2 separate regions of the Homo sapiens genome follow, and region 2 is linked to region 1. Evidence: chromatin loops called from intact Hi-C (ENCODE). Cell type or tissue: Caco-2. All regions are shown on one strand. Each heading gives the region's core, and the rest is flanking DNA. Links, peaks and the distances in the headings are about the cores only.

What was found. Peaks named below come from ENCODE experiments on the same cell type or tissue, not always from the same donor. Only the 100,000 strongest peaks of a DNase experiment are listed, where the experiment ranks them.
Region 2: a loop joins it to region 1, with 2.2 times the contacts of the local background. A loop is called at or near these places in 2 of 110 quality-filtered maps.

What each region holds. Positions count from the first base shown.
Region 1 is chr11:12,718,087-12,733,599 of GRCh38, forward strand. The region is part of intron 2 of TEAD1 (TEA domain transcription factor 1); the gene reads left to right. Among named protein-coding and RNA genes, the nearest start is that of TEAD1, 51 kb to the left of the region's middle. RefSeq lists a silencer at 7,576-7,870. In Caco-2, for the core only: no CTCF peak of the experiment used is centred there; DNase peaks (open chromatin) are centred at 5,845 and 6,495.
Region 2 is chr11:12,836,316-12,851,828 of GRCh38, forward strand. All of the region lies in intron 3 of TEAD1 (TEA domain transcription factor 1), which reads left to right. LOC107984313 (a long non-coding RNA gene) reads right to left here and starts at 115. Exons shown (of 2, transcript XR_001748136.3): 1 at 1-115. RefSeq lists an enhancer at 7,470-10,684. In Caco-2, for the core only: no CTCF peak of the experiment used is centred there; DNase peaks (open chromatin) are centred at 6,126, 9,024 and 9,736.

The DNA of each region.
Region 1 (15,513 bases), core at 2,544-10,543:
GGGTAAGCACAGCTCTGGTAGTCATCATTCAGAGTCCGCTTATAACCCTGTCTCCTCCCACCATGTCATACAGAGACATGTGAACATCTGTGGGGACGTGCCCCAGGCATTCTTTGTGAGTAGTGGTTCACGGAGGATGCTTGGCCCAGCCACAACCTAAGGTTTTCATGCTACACCTGTCACTTGCTGGTTGTGGGACCTCTGGCAGGTCCCTAGCCTCTCAGAGCATGAAATAGAGATAATCAGGTGTCCCCCGGCCCCTCACAGGATTGTCTTGGGGGCATGACAAGATAATGAAAGTCAAAGTGCTTTGCAAACTGAAGTTCCCCTGCAGAGGAAAGGTGTGATTGCTGCTGTTGGCATCATCTTCCTCATTATGTTCTTGCATTCCCTTGGTCTCTGGGTATCCTTCCTCCAGCTTCTGTGGGGCAAGGGTTTTGAAACAATATTCACAGAATCCTGGTTTTTCCATAAAGACATTTCGATGTACCGTTGCTTTTTTTTTTGGGTGAAATTATTGATGTAATTCAAGTTTGAAGTTGTGTAATAATAATGTGCTGATTTTGTATAAGGGTATTATTTCTGAATCCAGTTCCTTCCTTTTCTTTTTTCTTTAATTACACTCTTGTCTTTAGAGTAGTGTTCTTAAGTGCAGTCCAAGGCCAGTCTAGTTGTATTCAGATGGCTTTGTTAAATTGGGTTTTCTGTGACCCAGGCTTTTTTTAAAAGGAAAAATTTCATCAAATCCCAACAACTTTCATCCTAATTTTACCTGCTTAAATCTCTTCCTGCACCCTAACTTGGGTTGAGTGGTATAAATTTTACTTTCTGATGCTTTATGTATATCATCATAATTGTTTAAGGACATAATTCTTAATTAAATCTAAAGAGCTTGAAAACTTTGGGGTTTTTTTTTTAGGGGGGGGAGTCCAAGGGTCTTCTGAACAACGCGTTTTCAAATGTGGTTGGTTTCTGGGATTCCCAGGGGTTGGGAAGCTGTCTCTTTGATGGTGACATTTCCAGGAATCAGGACAGGACTCAAGTCCTGGCTTGGGTCATTCCCAAGCCCCCTCCTCCGCAGCCTGTGTTTAGCTGACTCTGACCACAGCTAAACATGAGAGCAGTTTGGGGAGGTGATGGAAGGTACCTGGGGACCTTTGACTCTGCCTAGTGGATGAGGGACTGTGGTGGCTGCATCCTGTGGAAATGATTGCGTCCTGTGGAGGAATGCTCTTGTCTCACAGTGGGAGTAGGGAAAGTGGCTTCTATATGCTCACATTAACAAGGGTGAGATTCTGTCCCATGAGCTTCCTGAGAGAGATCCCGCTTTTGCTCCACCTCATGCCTTGCTGAGTGCAGGCAGCTCAGCCACAGTCCCTAACCACACATTGCGGCTCTCTACCTCTTAAGCTATGCTCCTTGCTTAACTCCAGATGACTTTCCAGCACATTGCTGACTCTCCCCTTTCTCTTTCCAGTCCTTTTTTTTGGGGGGAGGGGGGGCGGGGGGCTGTGTCAAAAAGGTCAGGCTAGGGGCAGGGATTTGTTTTGTATTGAAAAAGACAACCAAGGCTGAGGTAAATCTTGGCAGCCTTTTCAGAATTTAATCTGGGTGAAGCCGTGGGTTGGACATGGGGTAGGGGTATTAGGATATTGGTTCAAACTGCGAAGAACTTGGCCAGCTATACAATCTTGAGCTAATAGCTAAAAAAACTCTGACTTGAAAATTATGGTTTGTGAAAAAACATTGAGGGCATAGCCTCCTGAAAGAGGGGAGGGCTGAGTAGGAGGAACATAGTCCAGGTGGCATGATCTGTAATGAAAATTCAACTTTGCAAACCGGCGTGTGTTTGGAAATCTAATGTTTTTTTTTTTTTTTTTTTTTTTTTTTTTTTTTTTTTTTTTTTTTGGGGGGGGACCCAGCCATGCTGTGTCTTGTAGATCTCATAGCCAGTAATCTGCTGAGGTGGAGCTCTGGCCTTGGTCTCTCCTGGTAGTGAGGGGCATCTCTCATTATATAATGTTGCTCTGCTAATTAAGTCAGGAATAATGTCTATGGCATATTTAATTTCCAATTAGACTACTTTATGGATCAATTTGAATTTAATGTTAAATCTAATGTGGAAATCATTAAAAAGTTAGATCTCTAGAGAGAGGAATAGGCACTTACTCTGACTATTAAAAATAACAGTTAAGGTCATGTGTTAATACATTAAGTGTTTTTATGTGGACTGGGAAGAAATTAGTAGAGAATGCAGAACATATAGATACATAGATAGTCTGCATGCTTGTGATTTGGGGAAAATTCTGGTGTTCAGATCAAATTCTACAATGCTTATAGTAACTGCTGCAACAGATATCATTTACTGCAACTTTACTGTATGCCAGGCCCCTGGTGAGTACTTTAAATGTATTATTTAATTATCAGAACAACTCTATGAGGTGAGCATTATTACTCCCCTGTATAAATAAGGAAACTGAGGCTTGGAAGGTGAAGGTCTCATTGTCAGAAAATGGTGAAGGCAGGATTTGAATCCAAGCCAATTTCATTTCAAAATCAACTCTTGACTAGATTGAGGTGCTATGGAAGGTGCCCAATAATTGTAACCAGCAGAGCTCTGTAAGTGGTCTGAGTTTAAAGCCCATTTGCTTCTGAAGTGTTTGTTGCTGCTGATAATTTGAAGAATGGCATCAGCACTGCCATTATTGCTTTAAGGAACAGATATGGGCCCCAAGGTGCCAAGCCAAGACCCTCTCCCAGCATTCCCAGGCTAAAGGGACAGTCCTCAGAAAATGTGACTCTCTGACCATGACTTGTCTGAGGTCAGCCCCGACACTTCCTCTGGGCAACTTCTCAGAAGTTAACTCATCCAGCACCTTCAGTCTTGTGTGTACCTTGGATTTCCTTTGGACCTTGTATTCTTTATGGGTTATACTTTCTTGTATTCTTTTATTTTTCATGTTTGACTACCCTGTGTTTAGTTAGACAGAAGAATGTGGTTCTGAGTCCAGACTCTCACTTACTGCCTGGTGTATTGGACAAACCATTTAATCGTTGCTAGTTACTAGTCTCCCATGCAGTGTAGTTGTGAGGTTTCCTTGAGGACGAGTGAGTGTAGAAGCACCTGGCTCAGTGCAGGTGCAGGAAGAAAGCTTCCCTTCTTGCGTTCTTGTTCCCTCCCCTGTAGGAACAGCATCCATTTACTAATGAGATGACCAGGTTCAGGAGCACCACATTTTTTCTGGCTCTTGCGAGTGCCTACTGTTCATTTATGCAACCACTGTGTATGAGGGCACAGTATCTCCAGTCCCTGTTCTAGCAGCTGGGGTTACTTTGTGGAGTAAGAAGGATGATCTGCACACACCCCTATCCCCAGCATCCTGGAGCTGACACTATAGTGGGGAGGAGAGAAGGGGCAGGTTAATAAGCAAACAAAGAAAATAAATGCTGTATATAGTTGGATGTAGATACTCTCTGTCAGCTCACTCATTCATTCATTCACCCATTATTTCAACGAACAGTTCTAAATACACATTATGTTCCCAGCATTATGCTAAGCATGGACATGTGAAATTGGATAACGTCTGTTAGCCCAGGAATTATTTCAACAGAAAAAAAAAGTCTGGAAAATATAGATCACTCTCTTGTGTTCTTCCCTTTTGAACATCCTAACTCTTTAGGGTTAAATACTCATTTGAGCAAGTACAAGCTTCTAAATATACCCACTCCTCAAGCCCCCCGCCCCACTGTCCAGCAGGTTTTCCTGTTGATAGGACAGTGGACGTATGAGTTTGAGTGTTTGGCAGATGTTTGCATGATTCTTAGATCAGTGCTTCTCAAACATCCCTGTGCGTAAGAGTTGCCTGGGAGGCTGGTTAAATTCAGATTCAGGTGCCTCACTCCTAAATATTCTGATTCACTGGGTCTGGGTTGGTGCCAGTTGTCTGAGCTTTTAGCCTGCAGTGCAGGTGAATTGGTTGCAGGTGGTCTGTGAACCACACATGGATGAAACAGTGTCATATTCACACCAGGCTGGAAGAATGTTTAACCTCTTCAGTTTAAGGAGGAAACTATTTCCCAGGGAGTGGAGGGGCTCTGAAATTCGAAGCTACAGTGACAAGATGGGCCAGGACTTTTGAACAGAACAGATCTGGGATCTCATCCTGTCTCCACATCTCCTAAACCTGGTCATCTCCTCAGTAAATGGATGCTGTTCCTACAGGGGAGGGAAGAAGAACGCAAGAGGGGAAGACTCCTTCCTGAGTGCACACCATGCACTGAGCCAGGTGCTTCTACACTCGCTGTTCCTCAAGAAACCTCATGCAGGCAGCCTTGAATAGGTCATCCGGTAACATCCCTTTCCTCATCAGCCTGCCTTGCTAGGTGGGTAATGCTGAGAGATATGGTTGGAAAGACCCAGGCAGAGTATAGGATAGAGACTCTAGGGCTAGGTTTTGGTCCATGCTAAAAAATAACATACAAATTGGTTTCCCAAATTCCTGATGGATTATTTGAATGTGAGTTGAGTCGCTGCATATATACCCTGTGATTTCTCTCTCTTTCTTTTTTTTTTTTTTTCACAAAAATACACTATAACCGCAAAAAAGACAGTCAAACAAAAGAGGGAAAAAATTCATCCAGAACTAGCTCAGTACCCTAACACAACTGTTTTCATTTTAACTTTTAGCCCTTGTCTGTATGCAGGCATGTTTCTCTGTATCTGTAATCATATGTAGGCTCAATTTTGTATTCTGCTCTTTTCAGTAAACCTTAAGTAAATGCTTTCCAAATGGTTATGTAGTCTTCAAGATGATTTTTAATGATCTTACAATCTATCATCCCACAGGCTGAATTTACTTAACCATTCATCTACTGTTGGACATCTAGATTTTTTTTTTTCTGTAGTTCTGTGCTATTATAAGTAATACTTTGGGATATGGCCTTGTGCTTATTGTGGATTTTTTCCTTAGGGTGAATTCCCAGGAGCAGGATTTCTGGGTTAAAGGGCACAATTATTTTTTTGGCTCTCAATGGATATTGCTAAATTGCTTTCCAAAAGGGTTGTACCAGTTTATGATGCCACCAGCAGTGCGTGAAGGTACCAATTTCAGCATCTTGGCTTGCACTAGATAGTATAATTTTTACAAAAGTTTGGCTCAATGGTGCACATCGTTTAATTGATATTTCTTGGATTATGACAAGGTTGAGTATGGCTTTACTTACTATGTTTTGAGATTTTACTTAGTATTTTTGTTTTCTTACAGTCAGGACCTAGCTGTGGTTGAGGTCAGATTTTCTGTGTAGAGCTTTTCAGACTCTTGAATTTTACAGCGAAAAAACAAACCAAACTAACAAAAACCAAACCCAGAATTCATCTGTAAAATAAATACTTTGGACATATTTTGTGGTTGGATTAACTGTTCGTGATTTTAACTTCCTTATAGGTCATAAGTTAATAGGGCGGTATTTGGAGAGTAGCGGGGCTTTTCCTCTTCTCCTTAGATTCTCCTTTGTTCTTTCCCTCTACCATCCCCCCATTTCCTGTTTCCCTCCTCCCCTGTAAGCCCTGTTGTTGTCTTTTTGGAGATAAAACATAAAAGGATCAGCTTTTAGTCATGCTCCTTCAACTTATAAAATGTAGGTTGCCTAAATTATGTAGTACAGAGTGAGGATAAAGAAAATCACAGTATTGTAACACATTGCCTGTAACTGCTTTGCAAAAGCAAACGTCTCCCACGAAATCTTAGAAAGGTGTGTTTGAGGGTGTAATCTTGGCTTGTGGTGCAAGGGAGCCCAACTTGTTTTTCAAGTTGGTCTTGAATAAGTTTGTTCTTTCTGGAATGCTCGCCATCCTCAGTATGACAGAGTTCGCTTGATGACAAACTCTTTTACTCTCCTATACATACCATGGCCACTGAACTGGTTTGTTTATTTGCCTGGGGTAAATGATTGAAACACATTCCCCTTTGCAGTGGTGCTCAGCATTTGATAGATGATTCTTATTCCCCAGGCTCCTTCATGGTGATGCCAAGCCCAAGTCTAGCCTTCCAGTGGCCCCTGAGGCCACACTGTCCCCTCCGCAACAAACACTGAGAAAGACACACACTCTCTTGGGTGTGCACGTAGTTTATTGAGCTCGTGGGCTCTCCGTAATGCTGCCCCACTATGCGCATAGTAGGAGAATCCGATATTGGCAGAATAACTGGGTCTATGTACATAAAGTAGAATGATCGAGGCTCGATTTCAATTTAATTTGTTAATGAAACAAGATGGATCACATTTTCCCTTCCCGCACACCTCTCGGGCTGTTTGAGATGAGGCACAATTAATTTATTTGTACTGTCTGTGGAGGCGTATGCCAGCTAATGTAGTGCAAGAGCTTTTATCTTTATGTTTGTAATGAAGAGGGGCAGGCCGCTGGCAAATTGACAAGGAGTGCTGATGACTCATCCTCTGAATGCGAGTGCTTTCTTCTGAAATCATAAAATGCGCGTGCACACGCAAGCCTAGTTCCTGTTTGAAATGGACAGAACCCCTTTGGGAAAGTTCAGGTGCCTTTGAAACACTGCAGGGGAAAGAACAGGCCAGTGAGGCTGTTTCTCCGGCTCCCTGGCCTGTCTTGAGGGCAGAACCTCCTGCTCAGTGGGGGCCCTACTCTGGGATGGGAATTCCCATCCTCTCCCTGCCCTCTCCTCCTCGCCCCTCCTTTCCTTGGAAGGCTGGCTCCTTTGTACTGGTCTTTTGTGCTCCAGTAGGCAGCCTTCCCCACCTGCCAGGCCAGGTGCCTGGTTCACCTGGCGAGGCCTGTGCTTCCGGGGCTGCTCCCTAACCTTGATCCTGGGCAGTGCCCTGGGGCTTTGCTTTATGAGGCTGTGGATTCTGGGGCCTGGTTGATTTTAGCCTGGGAGTACACATGGGATTCCTCTGGCCTTTGCTTGAGTTCCCCAGGCCTGGGCTTGGTGGTGGCTGTGTTGTCACTCTGTTGATATGCCTCAGAAGAAATAGTTTACACAGTAACTAAAGTTGGTTTGGCCCTTTACAGTGTGTAAGGCTTTCTGGCATTAAAACAACTCTGAATTGGATATATTGTTACCCCACTTTATGGATGAGGAAATCGAGGTGCACAGAGGTTAAATGGAATGTCCATGATCAAGCAGCTAGCCGGTGGAAAGGTAGTGGGGACAAAACCTTGGACTTTAGAGTCTAAAACCTGACCTTACAATTTCTTTATAACATTCATTCATTAAGGACAAAATGAAACTTTTTCTGCATAAGAAATATATAAATTCTCTTCAAGAGTCATGTGAGAGTTTGACAGCGGACTAGAGTGACTATGGTTAACAACAACGTATTGTGTATTTCAAAGTAACTAAAAGAAAGGACTTGAATTGTTCCCAACACATAATAATGATAAATGCTCAGTGTGATGGATACCTTAAATTCCCTGACTTGATCATTACATATTCCATGCATGTAACAAAATATCACATGCACCTCATAAATACGTAAAGTATTACGTATCAGTTAAAAAAAAAATTAAAAAATATGTGAGTGAATATACAGATTTCTGTAGTTCAGTAGAATAACAGGAAATTCACAGGATGCTTTCTGGAGACTTAAAAGCAAAATGTTTGCAGTGGTCTGAGAAAGAAACCCTGAAGATTGTGGTCTAAGAAGTTTTCCTTCCTGTGTCAGATGCCTGGTCGAGCTGGTTGTACAGGAAGGCTAAGTGCATATGTCCCAGTCAGTCCTGTCACCCGGGTGTAAGCAACACAAATCACTGTGCATGGTTTTATTGAATTTCAGAGCCAGAAGGAACCATGGAGATTTTACAAATGAGGAAACTATGGCCTAGAGTGAGAGATTTTGTGTTGGGAAGAATTCCATTCATTTACCCAACCATCCTTCCACGCGTCCAACAAATATTTATTGAGCCAGTTTTGGGCTGGGAGATAAGGCTTAGGCTGTGAATGAAACAGGCACAGTCCTGTCTTCAAGGAACATAAAATAGCAGATGACACGGCTGAGCAGGAATGAGCATGGCATGGTAAGGGCAGTGATGAGTGAAGTCAGGGTAGCTTGAGGCACATAGGTGGGGCACATAACTATTGGAGTGGGAGAAGGTAGTTAGGGAAGGTTTCCTTGAAAGAGTGGTACCTCTGGTGAGACTTGAAGGATGTTGCTGAATGTCATTCTAAAAATGGAGAGGCTGTGTTGGCTGAGAATTGGGACGTCATAATTCTCAAATCCAACTGAAGTTGGTAAAAGGTTGTATGTGCTTGGAGACCGCAGATACTAGGCTCTGAGACTTAAATGCATGTAAGAAGTGGTTGCTCTAGGCCTGTGCTGTGCACTGGGGGAGTCACCAACCTTGTGCGCTATTCAGCACTAGGAAGGTGGCTAATCTGGGTTGGGATGTGTCATAAGTAAACAATGACCACTGAATTTCAAAGACTTAGTATGGGGGGAAAAAAAGTAAAACACATCATGAACAATTTTGGGCTGGGCACGGTGGCTCATGTCTATAATTCCAGCTCTTTGGGAGGCTGAGGCTGGCCAATTGCTTGAGCCCAGCAGGGGCAACATGGCGAAACCTCATCTCTACAAAAAATACAAAAATTAACCAGGCGTGGTGGCATGCGCCTGTAGTCCCAGCTACTTGGGAGGCTGAGCCTGGGGAGGTTGAGGCTACAGTGAGCTGAGATTGCTCCGCTGCATTACAGCCTGGGTGACAGAGTGAGACTCTGTTTCAAAAAACAAATGTATAATTTTGTTTATATTGATTATAAGTTGGATAATTTTTGGATGTGTTGAGTTAATAAGTTATTGAAATTAATTTCACCTGTTTCTTTTTATGTCTGAGAATGAGTCAGCTGGGTGTGGTGGCTCACAACTGTAATCCCAGCACTTTGGGAGCCTGAGGCGGGCAGATCACTTGAGGTCAGGAGTTCAAGACCAGCCAGGTCAACATGGTGAAACCCCGTCTCTACTAAAAATACAAAAATCAGCTGGACGTGGTGGTGCACGCCTGTAGTCCCAGCTACTTGGGAAGCTGAGGCAGGAGAATTGCTTGAACCTGGGAGGCGGAGGTTGCAGTGAGCCGAGATGGCACCATTGCACTCCAGCCTGGCGACAGAAACAAAAACAACAACAAAAAATGAGTCTACTAGAAACTGTAAAATGACAACTGTGGTTCACATTATAGTTCTGTGGGTGGGGATGCTGGATGGAGAGACTGACGCAGGAGAGGCAGCTCCATTGTTGGAGTGAGGGGGTTTTAGAATGAAGAGCTGTGAATCGGGTCCTGTGGGCCCTGGGGCATAGTCTGTGGTAGGCGCTTCGCATCTCTGAACCTTGCTGCCCTGTTTCTGACATCCCCTTAACTAACACCCATCCCACAGTGGGGACTGAGGATAAAGTCAGAATGCCTAGGAAAAGCATTTTTTAAAAATATTAAGTATGAAGCCATTGTGATCCATGGTTCTCTTTGTAATAAAAATTTGGGATTAAGGCCATATATACCATACTCTGTACTGTATACCGATAGTTCAAAAGACAGACAAGAAACCTGGCCAGTTATAAAATAGAAGGTCGAAGTGTGGGAAATGCATTCAGCACAGAATGAATTACAGAGTGGGAGTGGATCTGTGTGAGATGCCGTAGATAAGAAAATTCCTTTTCTGTTGCACTTGGCTTGCTCTACTCTAGGAATTCCCTCACCCTTACATGCAAGTTTGTATCCAGGCTTTCATAGTCCTTGTTCCTTGTTTTGTTTAGTCTCCAAAGGCCAACAAGGAATATCCATATCTTTTTTTTTTTAAATCTTCAAGTATTTCATATTGTATTCCTGAAACTCCACACTCATTAAATGCTTGAATGAATTGCCATTATACCACTGTTTCCTGAAAACCTGGGTGTGTCAGGCATCTGCTGGGCTGGTAGGATGATGATGGGCAGGACACAGCCCCTGCCCTCAAGGTGCTCTCAGTTGGGAATGAGACAGAATGCAGTGTGACCAAGCCGTAGTAGAGGTGAGCCTGAGGACTGTGGGAGACCTGAATAGTGTTCCTAACTGCTAAACGTGATTTAAAGGATGACTGAGTTAAAGACAGCAAAGGAGGGAGCTAAGGGACAGTTGTAGCTGCCTGGAGTGCACTCTGTTGTGATTCTCTTTTGGTCAGTGAGACTGTGGATCTGAGTTTGCATAGGATCCTGCCAGTCCCCAGGGGTCTCTAACACCGTGGCAACATTCGATATTAATGTTGCACCTGTATATTAGTTACACTTTTCATTGCTGGTTTATGTACTTCAAAGGTGTAGCACACAGATAGCCCTCCCTGATAGAGAATGACCCCGGTTAGTTGGAAGGCTCTCAGAGGACCAGTGGGGCAGAGACAATTCGGCAGCACTGAGCAGGGGGTATCTGAGGGGTATAAGGTAGCTGTGACCTGGCATAGAGTTGGCAGGCAGACAGTCATTTCAGTGGGAGATAGCATCTGATACTCATCCCTTCGGGCTAGTCTTGTAATAGCGGCAGATAAATAAGCTGCCTCCAGTGTGTTTCCAGAATATCTCTGTCTGCAAAATGTCTTTGAGGAGATGTTTGACTTGCAAGCCTGTGGTTGATAAAATAAATACATTTTAAAAATGTAAACCTCTCTGAAAGAGGTTTTAGTCTTTTCTCTCCCCAGGGAAAAATAAGGCCCTTCTTTAACCTCTTTTCTTCCCTAAGTGTAGAATTCTTGCCATGCTTTATAAGAAAAAACATTTTTTGGAATGTAGCACCTGTAGAAATATAAAGGGGTTGTGCCCAAACCATTGGACCATGGCTATTGTGTGGGTGGTTTCTTGGATGTTTTGTGAAGAGGTATCAGCCCTGACACCTGCAAAGCTGGAGGAGCTGGACTTTAGAAGTGCTTACATTGTTTTTAGCTGAATTCTGAGGGCAGGCAGCTGTAATGAGTGATTCTCTCTAATATTAGAGGAGCCTTGCCATTCAGTGACATCTGCTAGAACAGGACTTGGTGCCTGGAAAAGTACCTCACACAATGTAGGAACTTCATATATAGTTATTGAATGAGTGGATAACTGAATAAGTAAGTGAATGAGTGAATGACTAGGGCCCTTTTCTGGGCTTTCAGATCATGTGGACGAGATTCCCCAGGCCTCTCTCTTGCTGCTTGAGGGTAGTCTGTGCAACAGCAGCGTCAGCATCACCTTGTTAGTGTTTCTGAATCCTGGACATCTTGTTAAGCATGCAGATTCTCATTCAGTGGATCTGGGACAGTGTCTAAGAATCTGCATTTCTAAGAAAGTCCCAGGCAATGCCATGCTGGTCTATGGACTACACTTGAAGTAGCAGGGGTCTGTTAGGGTTCAGTGAGATCATCAGTAAGTCTGTAATAGGTGCTCAGCGTGCACTAGGGATTGTGGAGAAAGATGGAAACCTAGGTTCTCTTGTTAAAACTTGTAATCATGGTGAAAAATCAAGACTCATCCTTATAAACTGGAGAAAATCCATTCATTATATTGTGTGGTATGATAAATGGTCAGGAGAAAGCTAGAGAGAGGAATGAAGGACCTTGTGGAGATGGTGCTTGGGCCATGGTGTAGAATCATGAGATGCTAGCATTAAAGTTGTGTCTGCTTCCAACCCTGTGTGATCTCTAAGCCTCCCTGATGGTTGGCTATCCGACTTCTGCTGAAATGCCCTCACGATAGAGAATGCACTGGGTCCCTAATTCTCAAGGCATGTTGCTCTCCTCATATCTTATGAGATGCCCTGAGGAAAGGGTTTGCCCAGGTGAATAATGCCTGCATGTGTTGCTTATTCCATCCACACGCTGCAGATTCACAGCGCAGCATATTAAAGGCTTTGCAATGCCTGGCACTAAGACAGCCAGTTTAACTTTGTATTACCTAAGGTAACTGGGTCTAACATAGGTGACCACAACTTCCCTCCTGTTTTATTAGTACTTATTAATACATGTTAGCAAGCCTGTATCAGGAGGTTCATCATACTGAGTTAATACAGGACTCATTTATCACTCATAAAACATTTATTAAACGGCCATGACGTACCAGTCGCTGTTCAGGGTTATGCACGGAGGAGTAAATTGTCTCTTGCTTGTATAGCACTTTATTGTTTACAAAACACTCTCCCAGGCTTTGTCTTGAATTGTCAGCAGAACCTTGTGAGGTTGTATAAATTTTACTGCCATTTCATAGTTGAGGAAACTGAGGCTTCTAGAGATTAAAGTGACTTGTTTAAGGGTATATTCTTTCCAGTGGTGCCATTGGGATTTGAAACTTTTGATTCCCAGTTGAGTGTTTTTTTTTTTTTTTTTTTTTTTTTTCCTAACGGTATTCCATTTGGCTCCAGTTTGGTGAGAGAACCGAGAGAGGTAGGTCTTAAAAACTTGATTGAGAATTGAACTTGTATGAGAGAAATAGAGGTGTTGTGGTTTCTAGAGCAGCGATGGCTCAAGCAGTGCTGAAGGAATTGGAGTATATAGATTAGAGGGAACTTTAAAGGTCTTTCAGGAGGAGCTAAGCCTGTACTCCATGACTTTATGGAGGCTTGCCTACAGTGCTTTTCTACATAGCTCTTTTTTTTTTTTTTTTTTTTTTTGGAGATAGAGTCTTGCCCTGTTGCACAGGCTGGAGTGCACTAGTGCAATCATGGCTCACTGCAACCTCCACCTTCCAGTTTCAAGTGATTCTCATGCCTCAGCCTCCCAAGCAGCTGGAACTACAGGCACACACCACCATGCCCGGCTAATTTTAGTATTTTTTAGTAGAGATGGGGTTTCACCATGTTGGCCAGGCTGGTCTCGAACTCCTGGCCTCAAGTGATCCGCCCGCCTCGGCCTCTCAAAGTGCTGGGATTACAGGCATGAGCTACCATGCCCGGCCCCTTTCCTACATAGTTCTAACGCATCCTGGAGGCACAGATCTTTTGATGAGGAGCTTACTACAGCAAAGGCCAGTTTATTTCACTTATACACCATTCTCTTATGTTGAGCTTAGATAGGGTCTCTTAGAATCTTTATCCATTAATCTGAATTCCCTACCTCTGCTGGAACCATACAGCACAAGCCTAATTCTGCTTTTCATATGCTAGCCCATTTAGGTTTTTTCTTTTGAAAAATCTAAAATAATTTTTCTTATCAGATTTGCAGTATATGTCCAATGTGAAACAATGAGAAAATGTAGAGAAGCAAAATACAGAGAAGCAAAAACTAAAATTTAGAACTATCCGTAATTTCACCACTCATAGATTATTAGTATCACACTACTACTTAGTCTTCCAAAGTATTTTCAGTAGTTTTTGATGTGGGTGTATATTGTTTTTTTGTATGTATGTTTTTTTAAAAAACTAAATTAACCATATATTTGGGGATAATATTTTGTACTTTTCTGGTAGGTGGAATTTTATTAATATCTTTAATATCAATAAATACTTACTGCAATTAATAACAATTTTAAAATAGGATATATAATTTATTCCCGCTTATCAGATATTTTGTCAGTTCCTTCTCATTTTTTGGCAGTTATAAACCATGCTGTAATAAATATCCTCATAGGTTAATTTCTGCCTTAGACTTCTTTACCTAGACTATAAGTCGAGGTAAACTGTTTCCATTACCTATTCCTAGAAATAAAAAAGTAAAGCCTAAGACTCCAGCCTGAAAATAGCTCCATGGCCCTCTTACTCATTCTCTAGCCTCACTGTCCCCATTTCTCTTAGGATATGGCTTTGTGCCCGTTTGCTGTCTTAAAATCTGCTCACTTTAAACCATTTATCTCTCTACAGTCTCTGGGATCCAGATTGGAGATCCTTTCCTTACCCTGAATGCCACATTTCTAATCAGGATAGCCTGATAGTGCGTTAACTTTTACAGGGCCTTGTCACACTGAGTCATTGAGCTTGTGGGCAACCCAATCCCTTAAGTCTCTCATATGATCTTCTCCATCCTATACTTGTGAGTTGATTTTTTTTTTTCAGCCCTAAGTGCATGACTTGACATCTATCCTTATTAAATTTCGACCTTATTAAAGTCAGCTGGTCATTATATCCTTTGAGATAGTATCAGGAATAGACTCTATCATCCTTCATAGTCACTATCCCTTCCAACTCCCAGTCACAGGCAAATTCCAGTGTCAAATGATTCAGCAAATCCCAGCAATCATTTCTATCTCTGTCTTCCTTACTGGATTGTAAATTTTTTGAGGCCAAGACCATATCCTATTAATTCTCCTTAAAAACTAGTTCCTACTTCCATTTTGTCACATGTGACATAGCGGATACCCAGGAAATGTTGCCATGTGAATATATATTTTTTTGATTTAACTCTGGGGATGAGGGCTTGGTGGTGGTGGGTATCACAGTGGTGAAGAATATAGAGAAGTCTAGGCTGGGTCTCTTGAGGAGCTTCCAGTGAGGAGGAAGAGACAAAAAACTGGCCAGACCATGGGTAATGGATGTAGTAAAGAGAAATTTAAATACTCCTCTGAGGGTACTCAGTTGACTGGAGGCTTGAGCTAATTCTTCAGATGCATTTCGATGTCCTCCAGAAAGGCAGACAGTGGAGGAATTCCTTAGTGGACAGTTGGTGAATGCCCAAGGCTGTGAAAAGTCAGAGTTGGGACTAGGGGAGTGGAAAAGGAGATGATGTTTGCTGGGAGAGTTGACCAGAAACCAGCCACCCAGCTTTTGAGAATTGTGTTGAATAGTGATTGCATAGAATGGTCTTATCTGCTTCTTTTCTGCGAGATATAGAAAAAAGATTACCCTCTCTTTTTCTTTTTACATTATTGAGCTTGAGGCTTGCAAAGCTAATACCTACTTAGGACTGATTACTCTTAGATCAGAGGATGAACTGAAACCAGAATTCAAGAGCTCTGATTTCTTCTCACTCTGTGAGTACCTTTAAGCCAGATTCATGGTATGAAGGCAGCAGCATAGCACCTCCATTGACCCACATGGGGGCCTGCCTTGGGCTTCATCAGCCCTTTGGAGTCTCAGATCCCTCACCTGTTAAAGGAGAGTAATACTACCCACTTACCTTTTTGGGTTGTTGTGAAACACACATAAGACAGTATTAGGAGAAGTAAGGTCTGAGGGCTGGGCTTTGGACCCAGCGGCCCCTAGGTAGAGGCCTGTTGAATTGGATGACAGTGAACTTTGCAGCATTTCCTAACCTCAGAAGTTCAAGAGCAGGAGCCTGAGTGTTTTAGGTCCCTGGTATGGCTGTGGATTTCCAGGCATGCAGCAGCTCTGGGGCCCCTGCTTCCTACCCGCCAGTGGTTCCAGCTCTTTGATTAACTGAAAGGGAAATTTTTCTTGAGGAAGGGAAGGAGGTTTCTTTGTGGCCCAGGTCTAGCCATAGGGAATTTGAACACCTAGAGCTCTGTCCCAGTGGCCTTGGGAATTTAACAGCTTCTTCATTGGTGGAACCTTGGTTATTTGTGAAAAGTGAGCTTGCAGGGTTCTGAGGTAGACACTTAATT
Region 2 (15,513 bases), core at 4,906-12,905, 120 kb after region 1:
AGGCTGAGGCAGGAGAATGGCGTGAACCGGGCAGGCGGAGCTTGCAGTGAGTCAAGATTGCACCACTGCCGTCTAGCCTGGGTGACAGAGCGAGACTCCGTCTCAAAAAAAAAAAAAAAAATTGTTGCTTTTCCCGCGATGATGAATAAAGGGGTCACTTAGTGTAGTGTGGATGAGTTCAACTAGACTGCTTCCTCCTAACCCCAAACTGGAATCGTTATGTTGCGAGCATGAGACTTTAGCTTGGAGGAGAGAGCGGGTTTGGTAATTTTGGAACCTGGTAAACTTTAGGGGCCTTAGTAAATTTCAAATATATGCTACAGGATTGCTAATTATAGTCAACTTGCTGTATATTAAAGCTCCAGAATGTATTTATTTTTGTGCCACCTTTCAGTTTCTGATTTCAGTCCCTGGAAAACCACCCATTCTTGTGCTGACTATTCCACCAACTAGTTTATCTGCCTTAGAGGTTATTTTGGTAAACTTTCACTGCATCACGGACTTAGCAGGGTAAAAGTCGGAGAGTAATGGTACATTTGTCATAACAAGAAAAAGCGGATCTATTTTTCTTTGGCAAAGATCACCTTTGGAAAGTGTTGTATTATGAAATGCAGAGTTAAATACAACTAACTCAGCTTTGATGTGTCCTTTGTTAACGTTCAGCCTCTAAGCGCAAGTTGATTAATGATGCACATCCCACAGTGACTTTTTCTCAAGCCCAGCAAACTCATATATACCCTAGTGTATAAAAGCAAACAACTTAATTAACTTACTCTTCATCCATAATTATCTTGAAATTAACTACTTATAATGTCCAAAAGTTTATGCTGCAAGCATATTTAAAAATCTGTTGAGAGTAAAAGGGACGGTATAATTGGTTACCCTCTTCCTTTCTTGCCCACTTAGCTATTAATATGAAAAGTAGCTACTCCCCTCATACTCTTTGGCTGTGTGCTTAAAATTATTATTATTTTAATTTCTGCAAACAAGAAAAGGGCTTTCTGTTATTTTTTCATTGAGCCCCTGCCCTGGGCCAGGCATCGGGTCCTCAGTAACGGACAGGGCAGTTTTGGCTACTGTTCTCAATGAGATTAGAGTCTCTTTGGAAGCTACAGATAGGTTATACTAGTCTGGTAGGGCTGCCATAATAGAATACTGGGTGGATTAAACAACAGAAATTAATTTTCTCCCAGTTCTGCAGCCTGGAAGCCCAAGAGATCAAGGTATTAACAGGTTTAGTTACTCCTGGTACCTCTCTCCTTGGCTTGTAGATGGCCGTCTTCTCATTGTGTCCTCACACGGCCTTTCCTTTGTGTTCACGCATCTCTGGTCTCTCTTTCTCTCCTTCTTCTTCCTTCTTCCTTCTTTCTCCCTTCTCCCTTCTCCCTTCTCCCTTCTCCTTCTCCTTCTTCTTCTCCTCCTCCTTCTTCTTCCTCCTCTTCCTCTTCTTCTTCCTTCTCTTCCTCTTCTTCCTTCTTTCTTCCTTCTTCTTTTTTTTTTTTTTGAGACTGAGTTTTGCCCTTGTTGCCCAGGCTAGAGTGCAATGGCGCGATCTCATCTCAGTGAAACCTCTGCCTCCAGAGTTCAAGCGATTCTCCTGCCTCAGCCTCCCAAGCAGCTGGTGCCTGCCACCACGCCCGCTAATTTTTTTGTATTTTTTTAGTAGAGACTGGTTTTCACCATGTTGGCCAGGCTGGTCTCGAACTCCTGACCTCAGATGATCTGCCCTCCTGGGACTCCCAAAGTGCTGGGATTACAGGTGTGAGCCACCGTGCCCAGCCTAATCTATGGGATTTTGAAGACAATACTGTCACTTAATGACTTACAACACATCCTCATGAGACCTAATAACAGAAGTTCTGGGTTCTGTGTTAATACGGGACTTCCTTTTGTGAAACTTGTAATACACTCAGGAGAAATGTGTGACAAATAGGATTCTACTTTTTAGGGGCATTTGGAGCACTGTATTGTCCTTGGGTAATAATGCTTAATGTGGACGATGCTACATGGCCTCCAAGAATATCCCTAGGCCCTTGATCCTTTAAGGGAGAAAACCAACCTTTACTTTTCGATTGTGTAATTGTGATCAGAATAGCCTCTGAGATATAAATTCCAAATATATCTGAATTGGTTTTCTTTAATTAAGAATACTTTTGGATTCAAATCATACTGGCAGCAAATTAAAGACATGTTTCATGTGTTTACTAAATGTTAATGATGGGATTACTTTGAAGATAAATTTTAACATTTTAAGTAAAACGTTCATGTAAAACAAAAGTTTATTATAGATTGGTTTTAAAATGAGCACTGCTTCAGAGTCAGGATATTCTTAGTAAACCCACAAGTGTTGTGGCCTTGTGCACGTCTTTTGGTTTCTTTTTGCTTTCATTTTGTCATCAGCAAAATTGAAATTGTTAGATGAAATTGTCTCTAAAGTGTTTTCTAGAGCCAAACATTTCTGATTCTCTAATATTAAAGTCTCTAAGAGAGTTTCTCTAAGCCCAGGCAGTACAGTTAAAAATATTTTCGTTGTTTGCTTGTTGGTTATAGAGTGATAATATTTTGCAATTAGGAAGCTTGGATGAGAAACCACACACGTGACATAAAATGGTTTCTCAACAGAAAATCTGTGCCGCTCAAACTGGGGAAACAGACTTATAAATTCCTTTTGACAAAAGACACGTCACCACACAAGCAAGTTAGGACAGAACTCTGAGCATTGTTTTTCATAGACTTGGGACAATTCCCAAATATTCTTTTTTCTCAAAACAATATTTTTCATTCCAATTTACTTATTAAAAAAAAAAACTGGGAGCCGGGCATGGTGGCTTACGCCTATAATCTTAGCACTTTGGGAGGCAGAGGCCAGTGGATCACCTGAGGTCAGGAGTTTGAGACCAGCCTGGCTAACATAGTGAAACACCGTCTCTACTAAAAATACAAAAATTAGCCGGGTGTGGTAATGCACGCCTGTAGTCCCAGCTGCTCGGGAGGCTGAGACAGGAGAATTGCTTGAACCTGGGAAGTGGAGGCTGCAGTGAGTCAAGAGCGTGACACTGTACTCCAGCCTCGGTGACAGAGTGAGATTCTGTCTCAAAACAAAACAAACAAACAAAAAACAAAGCTCTTTTTGAAGATCACGAGCTTCAGAAAGAAATACTGCATCCACTCTGTCCACATGTTTCTGGCCTGTCCATTCAGTTAACAGTTATTATGTCCCAGGTGCTAGGCTGTGTCCTGGGGACTGAGGTAACAGAAATTACAGGATAAAGCTCCTGCCGTGTAGTAGTACTTTAGGGAGTAGTAGAGATGTTGGTTGGGAAAGAAGTGATGCCAGAATGTGGCGGGGGTTATCAGAGCAGGTTCAGAACGTAAGGAGCACGACCAGGGAATCACTAACTTCGCGTAATGGAAGGGTTTGTTTCAGTTGGATATTAAAAGATGAATAGAAATTTGCAGGCAGCAACAAGAGTTGGCATTCTAGGTGTAGTAGGGGACTATATGATAGAAAGCCCACATTGAAGGTAATGTGGTAAGACTCATTAATCTAAGAAAGATCCTTCTGGTTGTAGCCTTAAGGAAGGGTGAGAGTGGGAACAGATGGAAAGTAAGGAAAACAGTTCGGAGGCAGCTTTAAGAGACCAGAAACGGGCCTGGCGCGGTGGTTCACGCCTGTAATCCAAGCACTTTGGGAGGCCGAGGCGGGTGAATCATGAGGTCAGGAGATCAAGACCATCCTGGCTAACATGGTGAAATCCCGTCTCTACTAAAAATACAAAAAATTAGCCAGGTGTGGTGGCGGGCGCCTGTAGTCCCAGCTACTTGGGAGGCTGAGGCAGAAGAATGGCGTGAACCCGGGAGGCGGAGCTTGCAGTGAGCCTGGATCGCGCCACTGCACTCCAGCCTGGGCGACAGAGCGAGACTCTGCCTCAAAAAAAAAAAAAAAAGAAAAAAAAAAGACCAGAAACGAAATCGGGCCAAGGCAAGAAGGGTGGAAGGTGGATGAGTCTGAGAGATGGATGTTTTCACTATGGAATGGTTGTGTAAGGATGGGGAGTCAGAAGAAGCCATGAGAAGCTTGTGAGAGTTAAGAGGCCATATTCAGTGTTGTGCTGGTAAATATAACCTCCTATAATTAAATTGTAAAGAGGTCAGTCCAAATTCATGTACTGGGGTTGATCGTTTCTGCGTAATAGTCTTTCACTTAACTTTTACTCATTTTCACTTTCACGAAATAAATGGCCGTGTCTTAGCCTGGGGGCCTAGGTCTGGGGTTCGGCTGTGTGCTCTTCCTGCAGTTTGGAAGTGCCGTCTATGTTAATAGATATTCCCAACTCTGCAGATCTTCTCTCGAGGCTGAAGGGGCCCCATTCCTATCAGAAGCCTCTCATTTTTCTCTGAGGTAGAAAAACTAAGGCATAGACTTCATAGGGAAGTTTATATGCAAATGGTGGCTTTCTGCACGGGCCCCTGTGAGTGGAGTGGGATGAGATACCCAGTGGCTTTCAGAGTTCTGGTGGATATTTGATTGCTCTCCATTGGTAGTAACTTTATTGCTTTTATAGGGAGAGTTGTACTGGAAATTTGCCCTCCCTGTCCTTCAGCTGGTTTGTTCCCAAGCCAGACCTGTCTGAAAATTGAAATGGAATACTTTTTCTCATCTCAAGTTATCAGTTGTAGCTGTCAGGAATTTGTTACTGTCTGCTAAAGCCTTTTAACATGAAAATACGCTAAGGGCAGTGCATGTGTGAGTCATGTGGGAAGTTACATTATTTTATGGATGCAGAGAGGGACACAGACCCAGATTTATTCATAGGTGAAAGGGGAAAAGGAACAGAATTTAAAAGGGAAATCCTGAAAAATATGTAGCCTCTGTGGCTCTGCCTCTTTTCCTACCTGCGTCTCTTATACACCATGGATAGAATGTAAGCTCAGTGGGTACAGAAGAGCTGTCTTTTTTCCCTCCTTTGGTCTTCTTAGCTGTCCCCACCAGGCCATGCCTATAATCGGTGCTTAGCAAGCTACTGGCTTAAGAGAGTCTCTGTCTGCTGTGAGTGCAGCTCCTGAGATGGTGGGGATGGATGCTGGTTAGGAAGTGTGTTCGCTGCCTTAGCATAAAGAATAAGTACAGTTTTTCTCGATTATTTTTCTCCAAGGGAAACTCAATGGGGAATGTCGGTTTCATGCTGTTCTTGGAGGGGTTGGTTTAGAATTCTCTCTGGCTTTTCTGAGAATCCCTCCACATTCCCCCTCCAGGCTGCTGTCATGGTAGCTGCCCTTCTTTCAGCTACTTGCATTTTTTGGGAGATATGCCATCTTCCTTCAGTTTGCACCCTGGTAGCTTAGCTCCTTCAGTGTTTAGAGGGAAATGGGAGATGGAGAATCGAAGCACACTAGTGCTTTCTGGTGTTCTCTGCATGTGTTTGGAAGGAATGTAAAAGTAGCTAGGGCTTATCGTGGTATCATAGCATTATAGGGTATGAGACCTTTGGGGAAACTGAGGCTCACAAAGGCTGATAACTTTACCTAGAGTCAGTGACTGCTAATGGCAGACTCCTAGCGTCTGTACTTTTCCACACTTACCCGTTCATATGAAATAGTCTGGGAAGGTCTCTTTTAAAATGTATCGTGACCTCTCCTATAAACCTCAAGGTTACATATGTTAAAGAAATGTAGTCGGCTTTCCTCATGTGCCGAATTCTGAATCAAGCTTACCCAAACCCCCAAATCATTTCCACAGAGCAGAGGAAAAAAACAAAACAAAACAAAACAAAACAGGCAAATGTGAATCATGGGAACCTATTATAATGATATATAGCTTGTCATAACACATTATAATATTACAGCAAATGTATTTAACTCACTGAACGTTCTCAGGGGGCTCTTAGCTCCCTTTAAAAGTGTTCTCCAAATCTCTGCAGCAAGATGGAGCTGCCTAGTCCACCTCACTTTTGACCAAACCACCGTTACGAGAATACCTATTGAAAACCCTTACACTGTTGCTGTTTCCCTGGGCTTAAAAGTATGTTTGGTTTTGTCAGTACCTGGAAACAGGAAGTTGAGATTTGAGGAGAAATCTTTGGCAGTTGTGCACTAAGCTTGCGGGAGTTAGGAGTCTGTTGCCACGGAAACCACACTGCTGCCTCATTTATTAATGGAGGCTTGGTGAACTTCCGGAGATACTCTTAGCCTGTCCTGTAAATTCATTCTAGAGAAATGCAGGGTGACTTTTAAGAGATTTCTCTGTCGTTTCTCAAGCATTCTCTCCTGGGTCTTCATGAGCTCCAGAAAATTGCTTGTATGCAGGTTCAGAACCACTGATTTTTATCTGGCAAGCATGTCTGAAGGCCGTTTCCTTTTTTTCATGCTTAAATCGTGTTTATGCCTGCCTGCCTTGTCCAATAAGTGAATTTTTTTTTATTATGCTGCCTTTAAGAATTACATGGATTTCAAATGAAGGAAGAAGGAATACAAAAATGAACTAAGTAAATATATTGAAAACCTTCTGACACTAACTTTAAGAGAGTTATAAGCATCAAAGCCTTTTCTAACTTTTAAAATTCTAAACTTAAAAAATCTAAAATGAATGGTTTATTTCTTCTAATTCCAGTGAGATACTTTAAGAACATTTGTCTGAGACATTTTCAAATTTTGTTCTAATTTCACTAAACTAACTCTATTCTGCTAGGCAGAGTAACAGCATTGGAAGTTGCTTCCAGGAAAAAAAAAATTTTTTTTCTAGCTAATTGTTTATCTGGGAGGATGCAAATGGTGGTTTTAAGTCCTTTAAGTCATCCATCATGCCTGGCAGCCTCTATTGTCTCATTGTTGGATTTGAGCCAAGTCAGGCCCTTTCTTGGTCTTGGGAGGGTGCACATAGATCTTGCTCTGCCAAATCTGTGTTCACAAGGAGTCCGAGCCCAGCTCTAAGGGTAGGTAATGTTGTCAGATCTATAGATCCCCTCAGATTGGAAAAGATCATGCATCCTCGTTCCTTATGTCACACTAAAGTAGAAAGTAGCACTCTATTCAAAGTAGAAGTGACAGGACTTGTTCCCTCAGTTCTTCCAGTGTCTACGAATTACTGTTAGTTTTTAAACGCATTTTTGTGGATGTAATAAAATACTGTTTATAGTCAGCTACGAAGTAAGTAATTACAATGCGGGAAATGAAATTCAATATAGCTTTGTTGTGGTTTTTTGAATTTTAATTAAACCAGTCTTAGAGTAAATTATAAATGCTGCTGCTTTTGTTGTGACAAGTGACATTGACAAAATATTAATCTAATGGATTGTTATTCACAAAAGCTAAATCTTTTCAAATCTGCAGGGTTTGGTTGTTTATTTTGTTTTACTTTTCAGTTTGTGTTTTAAAAAGTCTAGAGAAAAGAATAAAGTTTTAAAACCACATGAAATAACTCCATGTATGGAATATTTCATTGTTGATGTCTTGCCAGCCATAATTGCATGCATCTCATTTATGGCGCTGAAAACTTGTTCTTTTTAAAAATCAGATGTTTCTGTGGTCACTTTTTTGTTATTAAAACTGGAGCCGGGTTAAATAACCAACCATTGACCACGAAGCCTAATATTAAAGGAATAATCAGCCCATGTTCCTATTAGATCATTTCCGTTTTCTTTTACTTTATAAATTACCTTGTTGCTTAAAAATGACATTTTGTTGGTTGTGAAGTCCTCTTATAGCTAAATTATTCAAGTTATTTTCTTTGGAGATTCTTTTAACTTGAATTTATATAAACTGTAAAGAATGTACATTAAATATTCAGAAACTTTTCTTTATGCCAGTTTCTTATTTTCACCCATCATGACTTAAAGCTTTTTTTTGTTTTAGCATTTTAATGTTTAAATAAATGTAAATAATTTAGTTACAAGGTCTTTATGGTAGTGCCGCCATTGTTTTTAAGAAGACAAATTTTAATCCAAGGTTAAAAACTTCACATTTGCTTATCTCTTTTTCCTCTTAAGAACTAAGAGTCCAGAGATTAGAGTAAAATCACCTTTTCCTCATAGTTTTTTCTTTCAACGTGTTAGAAATTCCTGTTTGAAAAGGAAAGCCAGTTCCTCCCCCTTTTTATGTTTGAGGGGATGATGGTAAAATCACATTATTCAGTCAGTTTCCACATGTGATTTGTTGCCTATATTTTTTAATCCAGGGATTAAATTGTTGCCACCACCAGCATCAAATCATTGGGGGGCAGGGGTGGGGAAGGTGCGAGACAGTTGGTTATAGACATCCAAATATGACGACAGAAAAATCTCCACAGCAATATGGCAGTGGAGCATTTGCTGACTTCAGAGTGCCAGATCAACCCCAATATTTTTTTCAGGGATGCTAAACCTCTTGTAACTGCTAAATTGGATTTGTTACTGAATGAAGTATCAGCTGCTGTTGGACAAGACCATAAAAGCCAGCCGGCTGGCCCTTTGTAGGCAGGGCTTACCCAACGATTGATATGTTTTAGCACTTTTGGGATTATTGTGATTAAGAGGAAACCATTCTGAATGAGTGAGCAAAGGGGGTAAGGACACACAGCCCACAGCTGGTGAGCAGCATGTGTTGGCTCCAAGGAAGTCACCATTATGGCTTTCTCCTGGTTCCTGCCCTGATTGACGTGTATGAAATCTTTTTTTTTTTTTTTTTTTTTTTTGGAGACAGGGTCTCGCCTGTCGCCCAGGCTAAAGTGCAGTGGCGCAATCTTGGCTCACTGCAACCTCTGCCTCCTGGATTCAAGCAATTCTCTGCCTCAGCCTCCTGAGTAGCTGGGACTACAGGCACCCACTACCATGCCCGGCTAATTTTTGTATTTTTAGTAGACACGGGGTTTCACCATCTTGGCCAGGCTGTTGTTGAACTCCTGACCTCAAGTGATCCACCCTCGGCCTCTGAAATTGCTGGGATTACAGGCATGAGCCACTGTGCCGGGCCTAGAATTTTTATATGAGGAAGTGGTGTCCTTATTTTCTCCAGTTGCAGCTCTCTCTGCAGGGAAAGAGACATTTGGAATGTTGTGGACTTGAGAACTCTGAATGCTTTCAAAGCACTATCGTGTGTGTGTGCGCACACGCACACACAGTAGCTAGAAGTGTTAGTCTAGCACAGGAGTTAATTGAGTTAATGTGTAGGGAATTCAGTAATAACAACAGAGCGTCCTCTTTCATTTCCCAGATCCAAAGCTCTGTGACATGCATTAACAATATACCTCCATGTAGTTTGTGTCTCAGTCTGTGTACACGTGTGTGATGGCTAAATGGGAACTGCACAGCCAGTGGATTTGTGAACTTGAGCACTTGCACCTGGCTAAGGGTTTATTAAGTGTGGAAACCGTACTGTTGTTGTAAAACAGTTTTCATCTCAAGAACCACCTGCCCCTTTTAGCGGTGGCCTTTTGCACGTGTCTTGCACTAGCCAAGACAAGTCTATCCAAGAGGGAGCTTGTGGAGTAGGTTGGTGTTTGAATCTTTCCCAGTACTCCCAAATGCACATAGAATTGGTCGCCTCTCTGGGTGTCCCAGGGGGCTGTGCCCCGCTCATGTTCAGAGTTTGCTCAGCATACCACACAGGAAAGAGGCCGGCTTGCCAGGTCCTGCGGAGCGCCTTTCCAAGCCTGTGAAAGGCACGAATCATCCAGCAGCCGAGCATGCTTACAGCTGGCCCTTTGCTAGCTTTGATCTGCGAATCAGGCCACACCATGAATGCACTTATTGTCATGTTATGTGTACACAGTGTGTGAATTATTGAAAATAGGGAGGCCTGAGCCTCATCTGGTAGAGATTACAGTGCAGGCATGCTGGGCGAAGGTCTGTAATTGAAAATCCCCAGATGCTGTTTATTTGGCCTTTGTCACATGACCTGCTGCAGGAAGATTGTCTGAACAAAATGTTGCCTGCATGGAGAGTGGAGCCCGCCCTCCCCCACCCCCCAGAGCCTCCACAGGCTCAGTCTGTGCACAGCTTAAACACCTGCCCAAAGGATTTTTAAAGGCTTAAAATAGATTCACTCATAGCATTTAAATAGAGGGCATCTTGCTTGTTGGTTTAAACTGCTTAAGCGGTTGTTGACTTGTGGAACCTTCTATCCACACAAGGGTTTGCTGGATAATTTCACTCTGAGATATCTTTACAAAGCAACATTCAGGGCCCGAGCCACATAAGTAGTTTGGGCTCTGCCTTTTTTTTTTTAGAAGTCAAACTTCTGTGTGGTGAATGAGCTTGCAGATAAAGCTGTGTTGACTGTATATATTCCTTCTGTCTGTAGAAAATATTGTGGGTACTGAGAATAAGGCCCTGAGTTAGCATGTCTGACTTCCGTTTGTCCAGTTCATTCTTACCTATTCTGCCTATAAACAAGTTGAGGTGTTTCTTAGAAAATTTGTTTTTCTCAATTAAATGCTGAATGTTATGCTCTCTGTCAGTGGTGGATTGAAGTAGGATACTAAATCTGAAATTGATGAAGATCACAAGAATTAAAAACAGGGAAGATTGAGCTAATTTTGAAGTAAGAAGGGCTTTAAGCTTTCCAGGTTCATTCTGTTAGGGAACAAAACAGCCACATGTCCTCTTTCATTGCCAGTCTGTCTCAGCTGTGCTTGTGGCTTCCTCTTTGATTTCTTGGAGCTTAAGAAGAGGAAAGATTCATGGGTATTTCTGCATTCCATAAGCATCCAACACGACTGTGAGCTCCTTGAAGGCAGGAGCCCTGTTGCATTCTTCTTTGCATCCCCAGTGCCTGCCAACACAGTGCTTTCTCTGTCTTCCTGCGGCTTCCCCCTCCCTTTCTGCCTGCCCATTCAAAGAAGACAGTCACTGCGTCCCATGAGCCATGATGTCATATATTCAGATATTTTTTCTTTCAGGGAGAGACTCAAGTCAACAGTAGCAATATCATTAAGTAGCACATTCTTCATGCAGGGCCAGAGGTTGGGAGGATGGAGTAGTTGGGAGTAGGATGTGGGTCCTGCCTTCACAAAGCTCACAATCTGCCAAGGAAAAAGCAAAAACAGGCAGAATGTGGTGTAGCAAGCTTGTGCTAGCAGTGTGCACAAAGTATGGTGAGCAGGAGGGGCAGACCCAGCCCACTGCTGGGGAGTGAGTGGAGGAAGTGCCAGCTGCAGAGGCCTGGCAGCTCAGGAATCATTCATTGTTCAGTAGATTTGGTGGGGTGGGGGTGGGGGTGGTGGCCATTTCACACAAAGGAAATAGCACCCAACATGACAGGAATAAGGATTTTTAGAGACAGAAGTGTGTGTAGAGAGTGGCAGGAGAAAAGACAAAAACTGATTTGCCCATGTAACGTTTTAATTTTTTACGGATAGAATGTGTTCATGTGTTACCTAGATCATTAGAAATTTATTTTATTTTATTTTAGTTTTTAGAGACGGGTCTTGCTCTGTTGGCCAGGTTGTTCTTGAACTCCTGGCCTCAAGCAGTCCTCCTGTCTTGGCCTCCCAAGGTGCTAGGATTATAGGCGTCAGCCACTGTGCCCAGCCTAGAAATTTAAAAGGAGAAGAAAAACCAAGCAGCTGTCCTGAATCTAAGCTCAACTGAGGAAGGTGATTTTCTTGGTTTGCTTGGTCATCATCTCCAGTGGGAACCCTATATCATAGGCCACTGCTTTCTCTGTCGTGACTAGCTGGTATGGGGTTACCTCTGGCTGCTTCTAGTTTTGAGATAGGTCTGATGTGGCTAGGGCAGTGGGGTCAGTGAGCCAGAGCATGGCAACCCTAGGAGGAAACATCTCTGGGCACCTGTCTCAGGCCCTTCCTGAGTACATCTATCCATCTAATCGTTCCGTCTTTGATTACCATTGTTTGGCTTCTAGCCTCATTTCTCTTCCTAGACCATAAACTCCTTGAGGGCAGAGAGTGTGTATTATTCCAGCGTGTTTCTCTTCTAGAGCCTAGCCTAATTCCTTTTGTACAGAAAATATTCTATAAATTTTATTGAATGGGAGAGGAAAGTGCCTTGGGGCCAGATTATGTAGGCCTTGGATGCTTAGAGAGTTGAGGCTTTATTCTTCTGTATTGTGGATGAGAAATTAGAGAACTTTAAAGTGATGTGTGTACAATTCAGTCCATTTCATGGCTGGATTCTGCCGCCATCTAAGATTTTGTTCTCATTAAACACTTAACAGTTGGTCTAATGTTAAGGATTAAGGAACTTGGAAGACAAAGCTGGGTTCAAATCCCGACTCCACTGCTTAATTAGTTTGGGAACTTGGGCAAGTTTCTTAACTTCTTTGAACTGCAGTTTCAGCATGTATAAAATGCTGAGCTAGGTAGAATTAGGTGAATGTGAAGGTTAAATTTGTGGTGTATAAGCACAGTGCTTTGGCCAGGTGCAGTGGCTTATGCCTGTAATCCCAGTACTTTGTGAGGCTGAAGCAGGAGGATTGCTTGAGGCCAGTAGTTCAAAACCAGCATGGGCAACACAGTGAGACCCCATCTCTACAAAAAATTAAAAAAAAAAATAGCTGCGTATAGTGGCACACGTCTGTAGTCCTAGCTACTCAGGAGACTGAGGTGGGAGGATTGCTTGAAACCAGGAGGTCTAGGTGGCACTGAGTCATGATCACACCACTGTACTCCAGCCTGGGCAACAGAGTGAGACGCTGCCTCACCAAAAAAATAAAATAAAAAAAAGCACAGTGCTTTGCATAGTGCTGGTGCATAGTAGATACACAGTGCATGTCATTGCCCAACTTTCTTGCTTTTTTTTTCTTTCTTTTTATTTTGAGATGGAATCTCGCTCTGTTGCCCAGGCTGGAGTGCAGTGGCACTGTCTGGGCTCACTGCAACCTCCGCCTCTCGGATTCAAGCGATTCTCCTGCCTCAGCCTCCCGAGTAGCTGGGATTAGAAGCACATGCCACCGTGTCCAGCTAATTTTTTTGTATTTTTAGTAGAGATGGGATTTTGCCATGTTGGCCAGGCTGGTCTCAAACTCCTGACCTCAAGTGATCCACCTGGACCTCCCAAAAGTGCTGGGATTACAGGCTTGAGCCACCGTTCCCTGCAAAAGCCCAACTTTCTATAGCCTCCCACCATCTCTAAACTCCGCAATAGTGTTTCATTTAGCTTATTCCCTGAATTTCAATTTCTTCAGTTTGAGTTCATTTTAAAAATGTTATTCCTTCTCATCATGCTTTTCATATTTTTATTAGATTACTGAGTGCCTAGACATTTAGATACTCCTTCAGCATGTTTTCTAAGCAGCAAGTCATCCCTGAGCATGCCATTTTGACTTAATGCTTGCATAACTTACCTTTGTGTAGCTATTGTTGTAGTAGCTTCAGAAGTTGATAGAATTCTTCTGGTGATAGTTGTTTTTACAACAAGAACTAAATACTGGACGTCCAGTGAGGGACATGCTGTTTAATGCAACACCTCCAGCCTATTCATAGACTTAATTATACAGTCTGTCACAAATTTTAAGAATTTTGGCTATACTTACCTTCTGGCAAAAACCTCATTCCTGCTATTTATTCAGTGGAGAATCTATTTCAAATTAAAAGATTTGTGCCCTCTTAATGTTAAGATAGTGCCCTCTTAATGTTAAGATATCACAATAAGTGCTCTGTTTACTTGGAAACAATTTTTAGGACCATGTCATTTTGAAAATTGAAGAAGATACAAAGATTGGAAAAGATGTTCAATTTCAACAACATTAGCAATAGAAGCATCATGGGTTTATACCAGATGCCATGTAGTACGGTGTCCTGAACAGAAAACCTTTTTCAACCCTTTTAGGACCCTATATATCAGTTCAAGCAACGAAGACATATAAACCTGGTGCAGTGACATTACATTACAGTTAAAGAACTGGGCCAGGTGTGGTGACACATGCCTATAATCCCAGCACTTTCGGAGGCCGAGGCGTGTGTATCACCTGAGGTCAGGAGTTCGAGCCCAGCATGACCAGCGTGGGGAAACTCTGTCTCTACTAAATAACAAACAATTAGCCTGGCGTGGTGGCTCATGCCTGTAATCCCAGCTACTCAGGAGGCTGAGGCAGGAGAACAGCTTGAACCCGGGAGGCGGAGGCTGCAGTGAGCCAAGGTCGTGCCATTGCTCTCCAGCCTGGGCAACAGGAGTGAAACTCCATCTCAAAAAGAGTTGAAGGACCATTTTAGAGCCCCAGAAGGTGCCAGAGCCTTCCCATTTTCTGTTACTAATGCATACAGCAGCCCTCTAGAGTAGGAACTGTTATTTCCATTTTACAGGTAAGGAAATAGAGGTCTAGAGAAGTTGAGCAAGTTTCCCAAGTTCACACAGCTCATAAGTCCAGTTTCCTCAGAAGAATCTAGGCAGTCATACCTTTGAGTCAAAAAACCAGAAATCGGCAGCATTGCATCATTAAAGATTCTTCATTATAAACTAGCGGTGTTTAGCACTTCAAATGTGTGGATTTCACACTTCTCTAAGGCCAAATAATTAATAAATAGAGTGCTTTTAGCAAACCTTTTCATTAATAAGACTTTCTTGGGTTAATGTTAAGATTAGCTTTTTTTGGACCAGGTCTCTATGGCTGTGGCTTGGGGAAGTGGCAGGGACATGGGTATAGGGCATGAAGAAGCAATGAGCATGCATTGGTCATAAGAGACGAGAACAAAGGTCTGAAAAATTGTGCCACTTCTCACTGAAATAGTTGCAACTTTAAAAGGATTTACAGATTTCAGGTGATATTGGCAGTGCTGTCTAATTTTCATAATCTTTTTCTAGATCTTTTCTTCGGATTTTCTTTATACAAAAGAGGTGAGCTCCTTCATTCATTTATTAAAACCATTTATTGAGCGAGACACGGAAAGAAAAAAACTATTTCATGATCTCACTTATACGTGGAATCTTAAAAAAAAGTCATACATATACAGAGTAGAGAAAAAACAACAACAGAGGATACTAAGAACCAGAGGAGGAGAGAGGAAACGGATATGTAGGTCAAAAGATACAAAGTAGCAGATATGCGTCTAGAGGTCTAATGTACAACATAAGGACTATAGTTAGAATTATGCTAGACACTTTTAGGAGGATTTTAACTATTGTCGTCACACACAAAAAATTACTATGCGATGATAGCTATGTTAATCTGTTTCACTATGGTAGCCATTTTATTATCTATATGTATCTCAATATCACTTTGTAAACTTCAAATATATGCAGTAAAATTTATTTTTTAAAAAAATGGCTGGGCGCAGTGGCTCACACCTGTAATCCCAGCACTTTGGGAGGCTGAGGTGGACAGATCACCTGAGGTCAGGAGTTCGAGACCAGCCTGGCCAACATTGTGAAACCCCCTTGTGTCTCTACTAAAAATACAAAAAGTTAGCCAGACATGGTGGCGGGCAACTGTAATCCCAGCTACTTGGGAAGTTGAGGCAGGAGAATCACTTGAACCCAGGAGGCAGAGGTGAGCTGAGATCATTCCACTGCACTCCAGACTGGGCAACAGAGCAAGACTCCATCTCCAAAAAAAGGAAAAAAAAAAAACTATTTATTGAGC